2 separate regions of the Homo sapiens genome follow, and region 1 is linked to region 2. Evidence: read pairs that join two places in POLR2A ChIA-PET (ENCODE). Cell type or tissue: GM12878. All regions are shown on one strand. Links, peaks and the distances in the headings refer to the core of each region. The heading gives the core; the rest is flanking DNA.

Region 1 (5,385 bases), core at 143-5,142, 53 kb before region 2:
AGGCTACAATGGGTCTACCAAAAATAAAACCATGCCACCCCAGGGACTGCAGCCCAATTTTATATCACCATGAGGTCCAAAAAATTCCAAGCTGTGAATTTAGTTTCAAATGGTCTTGGTCTCCAGTATCCCTAGCCATGTGGCAAAAACAAACAATTCTCTCTGGAAGGATACATCTTTATCTTAAGACTTGAAGAATGTTCCCTGAATGACTATCCAAGGAAGTGAGCAGCTCAGAGCCAAAATGAACCAAACATAAATGGCAACAAGGCACCATGAAGAAGAACCAGCAGAAACAATACACAATAGAAAAAGACCCACAAAGGACTGAGATACTGACATTATCCCTATTCTTACAATGTTTATGCAATCTTAAATTTAACTTATGGTACACTTCTGAATACTACAATTTTTAGAGGCATGTCTGAAGCCATTAAAAGAACAAGTCAGTAATAACACTGCAGCACACTCTTCTAACATAATATCTCAGATTACTTAGAAATGCATTCATAGTCTTCACGCAGTTCACTTGGCGGCCCTTCAACATCTGACACTGTTTGAAAGAAGTTGTTTACTTTCTGAACCTTTTCTGTCGTGTTCACAAGACACAGTTCTTGCATGCTGCTGTAAACATAACCTCTTTCTTTGGCACTGGCTTGCAGTTACCCCATACCTCTTATCACCAATTTGCAGCAAGTTTTTCCCCACTCTCTAACACACTGCACAACCCGCTCAGCAAAATGCTCTAAAATGCTCTATGCTTGATTATAACAAAAGTCAACTTTCTATGTTTATGAAAATTGAATATGGGAGGCCTCATGGTATACCACCTGAGAACTAATGGCCTACGGTTTAGAATCCCAGCCCCACTCATTCATTCAACAATATGTACTGAGCACCTACTATCTAAACACACTGTTCTAGATGCAGGGATACACCTAGTAAATAGGAAAAAGTCTCAGTTGCTATGAAACTTATTGTTCTAGTTGAGGGAGATAAGCAATAAAAATGTACACAACTCAGTTTCAAACAGTGTTAAGTGTCACAGAGAAAATAACAGTATGATAGTGGAGGGGCTCCCTTAGCTTAGGAGGTCAGAGAGGCCATCTGAGAAGGCAACCCCTTAGCTAAGAGACTAAAATAACTAATAGGAGCCAACCATCCAAAGATCTGAGGGCAGGCTGGGCATGGTGGTTCATGCCTCTAATCCCAGCACCTAGGGAGGCTGAGGCAGGAGGATTACTTGAGGCCAAGAGTTGAAGACCAGCCTGGGCAACACAGCGAGACCCCCCATCTCTTACAAAAATTATAAAAATTATCCAGGCATGGTGGTGCACACCTGTAGTCCCAGCTACATAGGAGGCTGAGGCAGGAGGATTGCTTGAGCCCAGGACTTCAAGGCTGCAGTGAGCTATGACCATGCCACTGCACTCCAGCCCAGGTAACAGAGCGAGACCTTGTCTCAAATAAAAAAATAAATAAATAAAAGAGGGAAAAACATTCCCGACGAAGAGAAAAATAAAGACTGAAGAACTGTGGCTGCTCTGAGCTTGCCTTTAGGAACAGAAAAAGCGCAGGGCAGCTGGAACATAGGAATCATGAAGAGGGTGTTATGGGATGAGGGCAAGGAGGAAAGTGGGGCCCAGGCCAGTAAGATCCTGCAGGTCAGAAAAGGTTTGGATTTTATTCTAAATGCAATGTAAAGCCTTTGGAAGGTTTAACTGAGGACATGACATGAAATCATCTACAGTTTAGCAAGATTCCTCTGCCACTGCTGCAGACAAGGTGGACTGAAACAGGGCAAAACTGAATGCCGGGAGACCAAACAGGAGGCTACCACAGTGTTCCTGAGAAAGAAGATTCAAATAGAAAGCATGTGGATTCGGGACTCAAAAATTGGATGTGGAGAAGGAGTGGGGAGAAAAAAGCATAATCAAGGTTGCTCCCTACGTTTAAGCTTGAGCACCTGGGTCTATGGTGGTCCATTTTCTGAGACGGGAAGAGGCCAGTTTAAGTTATGACAGGGGACGGGGCAGAGTGCAGGGAGGAAATCAAGAGGCCTGCTTGGGACATCTGAGATGTCTATTAGTTATTCATGTGAAGATACCTGGTAAGAAACTGCATATAGAGCCCAAGAGGAAAGTTAGAGCTGAAGTTAAAAATTTCTCAATCATGACTGTAAAATGGTATAAAAAGCCATGAGACTAAATGAAATCATGTAGGTAAAGTAAATGTAATTGTAGAAGATGATCCTGGACACAGGCCTGGGGCATTCCAACATTTCCAGACTGAGCAAAAGAGGAGCCTGCACCTAAGGAGTGGCTAGTGAAGCAGAAGGAAAACAAGAGACAAAAAAAAAGGAGCCCCCTGCATTTGAAAATGTTAGCACTGCCAGTGATGCTGACTTGAGCAGTTTCCTAGGTGTGCTGGAGGTGAAAGCTAGATTGGGGTAAGTTAAGGAGATCATCGCAGGTAAGTTGACGGTTGCCAGGTACGGTGTCTCTATAGAAATAGGAGACCTCAGCTTTAGACAAGGCTTTTCACTCCTGCTATGAAAAGGAACAGGGCAGGTGTGGTAGCTCACATGTATAATCCCAGCACTTAGGGAGTCTGAAGCAGGACTGCTTGAGACCAGGAGTTTGAGGCAGCAGTGAGCCATGATTGCACCATGCACTCCAGCCCAGGCCAAAAAGCAAGACCTCATCTGAAAAAAAAAAAAAAAAAAAAGGAACAGAAAACACGAGAAGACACTAAAATGAGAGACTAAGGGTGAAGGAGAGCTTCTGCTGTTACTGTAGTTTATTTTGCTTTCAAGATGGGCGGCCCCGGAATGGTGAGCCATGTCAGTGGAAGACACTGCAATGGTGGGAATCGTCTATATCTGCACTGTTCAATCCAGTAACCACTAACCACATGTGGCTAGTGAGCACTTGATATGAGAAACTGAATTTTAAGTTTTATTAGCTGAAATTTAAATTGCCATATATAGCTAGCAGCTACAAAACCAGGCAGGGCAGCCCCTCCAGCATGTCTGTAGACTGACGGACCCAGCTGTCCAAAATTTAGATGGGATGGTGGGAAGAGTGGAAGCTGACGGCTTCTATTTGTTCAATGCTTTCTAAATGAGGTTATATGCTGAGGGAAGGACGGGGTGGGGGAAGTGGGGGACAGGACACTAGGTGAAGTTCAAGGAGAAGTGAAAAGGAAGAAATGACTTCAGAGAGTGGAGAACATATTAAAGGAGGCAGTAACACTTCCGGGTCGAGTGTCATTTGAGATTTGTGGCAAATTTTAAAGTAACCCTGGTCAGAACTGCTGGCTTTTCTCTGGCAAACATCAACCACTTGGCCCTTCAAAGGTGGCCTCAAACTACTCTTTCAACCATCTCCTGACACTCCCTTTATGTTCCTCTGTGGTTTTCAATTTTCTTGGCTGCAGGATCTTTTTTACCCCCTTTACGTATTATATTCAGTACCCCAGTTAAAAAAAAAAAAAAAAAAAAAAAAAAAAAAAAAAAAGGACAGAGAGATGACAATGAGGACAAAAACAAGGCTGTTCTGGAGGAAACTGAGGTAGGCCTAAATTCCCCCACCAGCTTGGCCCCCTCCCACCAGCCCCTGAGGCACATCTAAGGAATCTCAGGGCTTGAAACCAAAGATTTACCCTGATGGGTGTTTCTCAGACTTAAATATGCTGACGATCAACATGTCTTGTTAAAATGTACATTCTGCTCCAGCAGGTCTGCAGAGGCCCAAGCTCTGCATTTCTAACATGTTACTGGGTTCTGCCACTGTGGCCACACCCAAAGCCAACTACTCACATTCTCCGCTCTGCTTGGTTTTGCCCGCTGTCGGACCCTCAGCTGCATATGCCTTTCCCCATTGTATTAGTCTGTTCTCACGCTGCTGTGAAGAAATACCCAAGACTGGGTAATTTATAAAGGAAAGAGGTTTAACTGACTCAGTTCTGCAGGGCTGGGGAGACCTCAAGAAACTTACGATCATGGCAGAAGGGGAAGCAAACACATCCTTCTTCACATGGCAGCAGCAAGCAGAAGAATGAACACCCAGCAAAAGGAGAAGCTCCTTATTTAAAATCATTAGGTCTCGTGAGAACTAACTATCACGAGAATACGATGGGGAAAACTGCCCCCATGATTCAATTATCTCCAGCTGATCCACCCACAACACCTGGGGATTATGGGTACAATTCAAGATTAGATTTGAGTGGGGACACAGCCAAACCATATCACCCATCTTCTGCAGCTGGGAGATTCTATCTAATCCTCAAGGTCCTCCTCATTGTTACCTCCTCTCAAGGATTCTCCAAGTCCCCCAGGCAGAAGTAATCATGATCCAGTCCTGGTTAGCACCTTGGCAGATCTCCTACCACTATATCCCCCTCTTGCTGTGCTCCAGCCATGCCAGCTTTCCTGCAGTTGCCATAACAAGCCAAGCAAACACCAGCCTCACGGCCTTTGCACCAGCTGACCCCTCCGCCTGAAATGCTCTTCTCCCAAACTGCCTCATGTCTAAGCCCTTCACCGACGTCATGCCTTTGCTCAATGTTCTGCACGGTCTATTTAATACCTTCCACCCCTAGCATTCTGGACACTGTAGTTATTTACACATATATTTATTTTACGTCTGTGTCCCCTGTAGTTATGCACAATTTGAGAGCAAGGTCCACAATATATTCATTTTGCATCTGAAGCATCTTGCAGTGTCTCCATATTTAAAGACAAGGTGAAATATCAAGTCAATAGCTGACATAACTTGCAACTAATGGATGTGAATTAGATTTCTGACACTTCAAAGAACCTAATCGCTAGTGGAAGTGTGAAAAATACAAGAAAGAACATAACAAAATAGATACAGAAAGCAAAGCAAGGGCACAAGGGTAATTCTAAAATGATAATTCATAACTCAAAAATACACAAGGATGCCAAGAACAACGATGATGTTCTACTACAAAACAGGATAAAGTAACCATTGATTTAGCATACAATCTGATAATTTGCTACCTCTTAGCATTTAAGATATTAAAAAAAAAAATAGGATAGGCATGGTGGCTCAAGGCTCTATTTCCAGCACTTTGGGAGGCTGAGGTGAGAGGATTGCTTGAGGTCAGAAGTTTGAGACCAGCCTGGCCAATACAGCAAGACCCTGTCTCTATTTTAAAGGATAGTAATAATGACAGCTAGCACATTAAGAACTTACCATGTGCCAGCAACTATTTAGGCATCTTACAAGTATGAATTGATTTAATCCATATAACAAACTTCCAAAGTAGGTACCATTATTACCTCCTTTTATAATCAAGGAACTGAGAGGCAAAATAACTTGTTCAAGGTCACATAGCCAACCGAACAAGGACTCCAGAGCT
Region 2 (5,385 bases), core at 207-5,206:
TTAACATTGATCGGTTCATTCAAAAGTTACGTCATCACAAGCCAGTGTGGTGGTGCGTACCTGTAGACCCAGGGTCTTGGGAGGCTGAGGTGGAGGATGGCTTGATCCCAGGAGCTTGAGGGCAGCCTGGGGAACGTAGAAAGACCTCATCTCTAAAATCATTAAGAATTAAATTAAAATTTAAAAAGTTGTGTCATCGCAGTGGTCAAGCTTCAGATAATTTATGTTTGCAGAGTATATAAAGGTATCCAAAAAGTCCTTCATTTATATGCATAACTTTTTTTTTTAAAATAAAGAGTCAGGGTCTTGCTCTGTCACTCAGGCTGAAGTGCAGTGGTGCGATCCTAGCTCACTGTAACCTTGAATTCCTGGTCTCAAGAAATCCTCCTGCTTCAGCCTCCTGAGTAGTTGGAACTCCAGGCATATGCCACCACACCTGGCTAGTTTCAGTAATTTTTGTGAATATGGGATCTCACTATGTTACGCAAGCTGGTCTCAAACTCCTGGCCTCAAGTGATCTCCCCACGTTGGTCTCCCAAAGTGCTGGGATTACAGATGCCCGCCCTACCTAAACATTTTCATATTTAAATACATTTTACACTTGAAAAATATTGAGTTTAAACAATATTATTTTTAAATACACTGAAGTGGTGGTTCTTCAGCCCTCTGAAAGGTTGTATAAATGTCTAGTTTCATAGCTGTCATCAGAATCTCAAAGGGTCCCATAATTCAAACAAAGGTAAAGAACCATTAATTTGGATGATCAATGTGTCATTTAACCAACTCACCGAGGTTGCTGATTTTTGTCTGTGTCCTATTTTGGATGCATTTCCTCATTGATTTTCTTTCATTTATGGCTTAAAAGACTTCCATTGACAGGATCTTCTCACATCACATTCCATTATATGCTGTTGATGGATTTGGGACCATAACTGAGTAAAAGGCAGGCCACAGACAGAACAGATTTTCATATTAACACAAGATGACTTCTGTTGTAGAATTGTGAGCTTTAGAATTAACAGACTAGAGTTCAGCTCTGTGGCAAAGGTTACTTGCAATCTATTCTGTAATTTCATTGAGTGTCAGTTTCCTGATCTGTATATTGGGAAAGGGCATCTACTTCATGGAGTTGTCATGAGGATGACACAAGATAAATATGTAAAGGGCCTACCCACTGCAGATCAGGGCACCTCAGAGACACCCAAGAACTTCTCCTCCCTTCTCTTTTTTTTTTTTTTTCGATGGGGTCTTGCTGTTGCCCAGGCTGGAGTACAGTGGCACGATCTTGGCTCACTGCAACCTCCACCTCCTGGATTCAAGTGATTCTCCTGCCTCAGCCTCCTGAGTAGCCAGGATTACAGGTGTGCAGCACCACACCCAGCTAATTTTTATATTTTTAGTAGAGATGGGGTTTCGCCATGTTGGCCAGCTGGTCTCGAACTCTTGACCTCAGGTGATCCTCCCACCTTGGCCTCCCAAAGTCCTGGGATTACAGGCATGAGCCACCTTGCCCGGCCTCCTCCCTTCTTTGCACAATACAGACTATTGGACTTGGTGGTGAAGCTACACTAGAGGCAAAGTCTCCACCCCAATGGTATTTGTGATATTTACCTATGGGTTGATCTTCTATTTTTAGGTCCAGAATGAAAATCCTTCAGATTTCAACTCTTACACTAACAAAACTTTCATTCTGCAACATTACCTTTTTTTTTTCTTCATTCCATCTCTTCTGTTGTACTCCTTACCTTCCTCACTTTCAGCAAATCCTGCCACTTTTTCCATTAACCACAGGAAGAGTCAATTCACAGTAATCTCACTGCCTCCAAGGACCTAAGAGAAAAAAAGCTATCAAAGGGACAAATAAATATAATATGTTTAAAGCATGACAATAAATTACATAACTTCATCTCAAATCTTGCTCTGTGGGAAGGTTGATATGAATCGTTTGAAGAAACATGAAACAGATCCTAAAGACAGGCGATTTTTCATAGTGAAATGCAATTTTTTTTCAAGCTTCAAAGCAAAGGTTCCTTTTGTCATCTGCTTGATAGGTTATTTTTGACAGGATTTAACTTATTAAATTGTTCTCCTGCCCTTTCAAACGGTCTGGGCATAGGAGCTTGCTAGGGAAAATGATGAATGTTTGTTCTTAATTGAAATTTTGAAATAACCATGTGGCAAAGCATAGTGAATGCATTTGCTCTTCTGCAAAAGTTTCAAAAATGAGTGCCTTGTGTAGCACCACACTGATACTCAATAAGCAATACTAGGGTGATCTGAGGAATGAGTTAGAATAATCTGCTTTCTGGACCAGTATTTTTATAAAAGTGTTCTTTGTAGCTGTGATTAATCAAACTCTTCAAAGATTCTTTCTGTAATTTAGACATAATTCTTTCTTATTGATTAAGAACTATACCACATTATACCAATAAAAAGCGTGAATATGCCCATGAAAATTATTACATAATTATTTATACTAATAGAGAAACCTAATTTTTTGTTGGCTAACAAAAAGTTGCTGAATTTTCAGCATCACAGTTTCAAAAGATTTCCGTTAAATTGTGTGAAGTTGAGAAATGTAAGCAATTGAATTGTGATGTAGATCGAAGGACTTTGCTGGTGCTATATAAGCTGTATTCTAGTTGCATAAACATGTTAATTAGTGAAATATACTTCTTATCAAAAACTTAATAAAATAGAATATTAAAAGGATGCAGAATTTTCTAAAAATTTAATTGCCATGCAACACTTTTATAGCCACTGTCTCTAATGACTATCATTTCCTCTTCCAACTACATCTCACTTCACACAAATTCTGTGTCTGAAAAGTTGCCTTTGTGTTTTATTGTTATAAATTGAATCATATAGGTGCACTAGAGAAATTTGTTCTTTTAAAGAATCTGTGGGCTGAGGTGGGCAGATCACAAGGTCGGGAGATTGAGACCATCCTGGCTAACATGGTGAAACCCCGTCTCTACTAAAAGTACAAAAAATTAGCCGGGCATGGTGGCGGGCACCTGTAGTCCCAGCTACTTGGGAGGCTGAGGCAGGAGAATGGCGTGAACCTGGGAGGCAGAGCTTGCAGTGAGCCGAGATCGCGCCACTGCACTCTAGCCTGGGTGACAGAGCAAGACTCCGTCTCAATAAAAAAAAAAAAAGTCTATGGTAACTCATTTAGGAAAATGTGAATAGCTACTGCCTAAATATCATTTTGTAATTCTGAATTTGTCTAGAACATGTGAGAGAAGAAGAAAAGTTGGGGAGAAGGGCACCAACAATGATTGAATATCTTTTGGGGCAGGCATCTCATGTGATCTCCCAACAATATGCAAATTAGATATCCTCACCCCATTTACAGAAGAGAACACTGCTCAAGTCCACATAGTTAATAGTGGAAAAAAATTTTGATGACAAGATTTCAATATTACATATGATCATATATATCTTTATTATGAAGAATGTCATGTACTATAATTTCAAATGTAGTATAGTTGGCCCTCTGTATCCATGGGTTGCAAATTTGTGGATTCAACCAACCACTGGTTGAAGATATTTGAGAAAACTAACAGGATGGTTCCATCTGTACTGAGCACATACAGACTTGTTTTCTTGCCATTATTCCCTCAACAATACCGTATAGTAATTATTTACATAGCACTTACGTTGTTCTAGGTATTATAAGTAATCTACACATGATTAAAAGTATATGGGAAGATGTGTTCAGGTTATACACAAATACTACCCCATTTTATATTAGGGACTTGAGCATCTTTGAATTTTGGCATGGGGGAGTGGGCTGTGGGGAGGGGGTGGGGGTGAGGGTTGATCCTGGAACTAATTCCCCGAGAGTACTGAGGGATGACTGTAATTCATTCTTCCCATCACTCAGATTAAAAAATTATTAAGACTGACATATTTGCTTCATCTCTCTTTTCTTTTACTTTTTTAAGTTTGCTGAAGAATTTTTAAGCGAGTGCCAGATGTATAATTTTACCTCGACTTATATCAATATCCATCTCTAAAAAACGTGGACTTTAAAAACTAACAACAATACCTAATCAATTAACAATAATTCCTTGGCATCATGTAAGAGTCAGTCCATAATTAATTTCCCTAATTGCTTTCAAAATACCTTTTCTTCATGCTGTTTTTTCACATCAAATTATAAGCATGTATTTTAATAAGACGACTGACTGTGTTCCTGTGATTCCAGAAAACAGCGATGATGCCGAGGCGAGATCTCCGGTCTCAACAACTAATGGTTGTTTGCAAACATTAAACCATTATGCAAAGTATGATGTAATGTGCTCAGATGTGTGAATTTCATAGTCCATCAATTAAAAGAAAAAAATTGGCAAGATCCATCCTTTTTTTTTTTTTTTTTTTTTTTTTAGTTTAGTTTTGTTCTTTAAAAAGAGGGAAAATAGGGCCGGGAGCAGTGGCTCACGCTTGTAATCCCAGCACTTTGGGAGGCTGAGGCGGGTGGATCACCTGAGGTCAGGAGTTCGAGCCCAGCCTGACCAACATGGAGAAACCCTGTCTCTACTAAAAATACAAAATTAGCCAGGCATGGTGGCACATGCCTCTAATCCCAGCTACTCAGGAGGCTGAGGCAGGAGAATCGTTTGAACCCAGGAGGCGGAGGTCACAGTGAGGTGAGTTCGTGCCGTTGCACTCCAGCCTGGGCAACAGGAGCCAAGACTCTGTCTCAAAAAAAAAAAAAAAAAAAAGAGGGAAAATATATAATCTACCAACACTTTTATTTCATTTTTCAGAAGGACATTTTAATCCCCGAAAGTAGGAAAACTTCATTTCACAATGACAGGTCTTCTAGGAAAGGACATTTAGTAAATCTGGAAATGTTTTTTAGAATATGGATTTGCCAGTTAAAAAAATAATTCAAAATTATTAATGTTGGGGCTGGGCGCAGTGGCTTATACCTGTAGTCCCAGGACTTTGGGAGGCCAAGGCAGACTAATCACTTGAGCCCAGGAGTTCATGACCAGCCTGGGCAATATGGCGAGATCTTATCTCTCCTAAAAATACAAAAAAACTAGGTGGGCATGGTGGCATGTGCCTGTAGTCCCAGCTATTCGAGAGACTGAGGTGGGAGGATCACTTGAGCCTGGGAAGTTGAGGCCGCAGTGAGTGGTGATGGCACTGCTGCACTCCAGCCTGGGTAACAGAGTGAGACCCTGTCTAAAACATAAAAAAAATTGACATCAAATGTTGCAAGTATATGGTGAAAAACATTATTCAGTATACCTAGGATCAAAAGAAGCTGCATAATGCAGTGATTGAGCTTACAGGGTCTGGAGTCAGACAGACCTGACCACTTACTTGACCTTTTAATACTTTAGTCTTCTCATCTGTCAAATAGGATAA

Evidence for each region. ChIA-PET counts read pairs that join two places held together with the same protein. Peaks named below come from ENCODE experiments on the same cell type or tissue, not always from the same donor. Only the 100,000 strongest peaks of a DNase experiment are listed, where the experiment ranks them.
Region 1: POLR2A ChIA-PET joins it to region 2 with 10 read pairs; 3 of 35 experiments call an interaction of 5 or more read pairs at or near these places.

Annotation. Positions count from the first base shown.
Region 1 is chr10:22,701,945-22,707,329 of GRCh38, forward strand. The region is part of intron 1 of PIP4K2A (phosphatidylinositol-5-phosphate 4-kinase type 2 alpha); the gene reads right to left. Among named protein-coding and RNA genes, the nearest start is that of PIP4K2A, 9.9 kb to the right of the region's middle. RefSeq lists an enhancer at 2,432-2,491. In GM12878, for the core only: no CTCF peak of the experiment used is centred there; no DNase peak of the experiment used is centred there; H3K4me3 peaks cover 1,879 bases; H3K27ac peaks cover 2,922 bases.
Region 2 is chr10:22,754,822-22,760,206 of GRCh38, forward strand. No RefSeq gene overlaps it. Among named protein-coding and RNA genes, the nearest start is that of PIP4K2A, 43 kb to the left of the region's middle. In GM12878, for the core only: no CTCF peak of the experiment used is centred there; no DNase peak of the experiment used is centred there.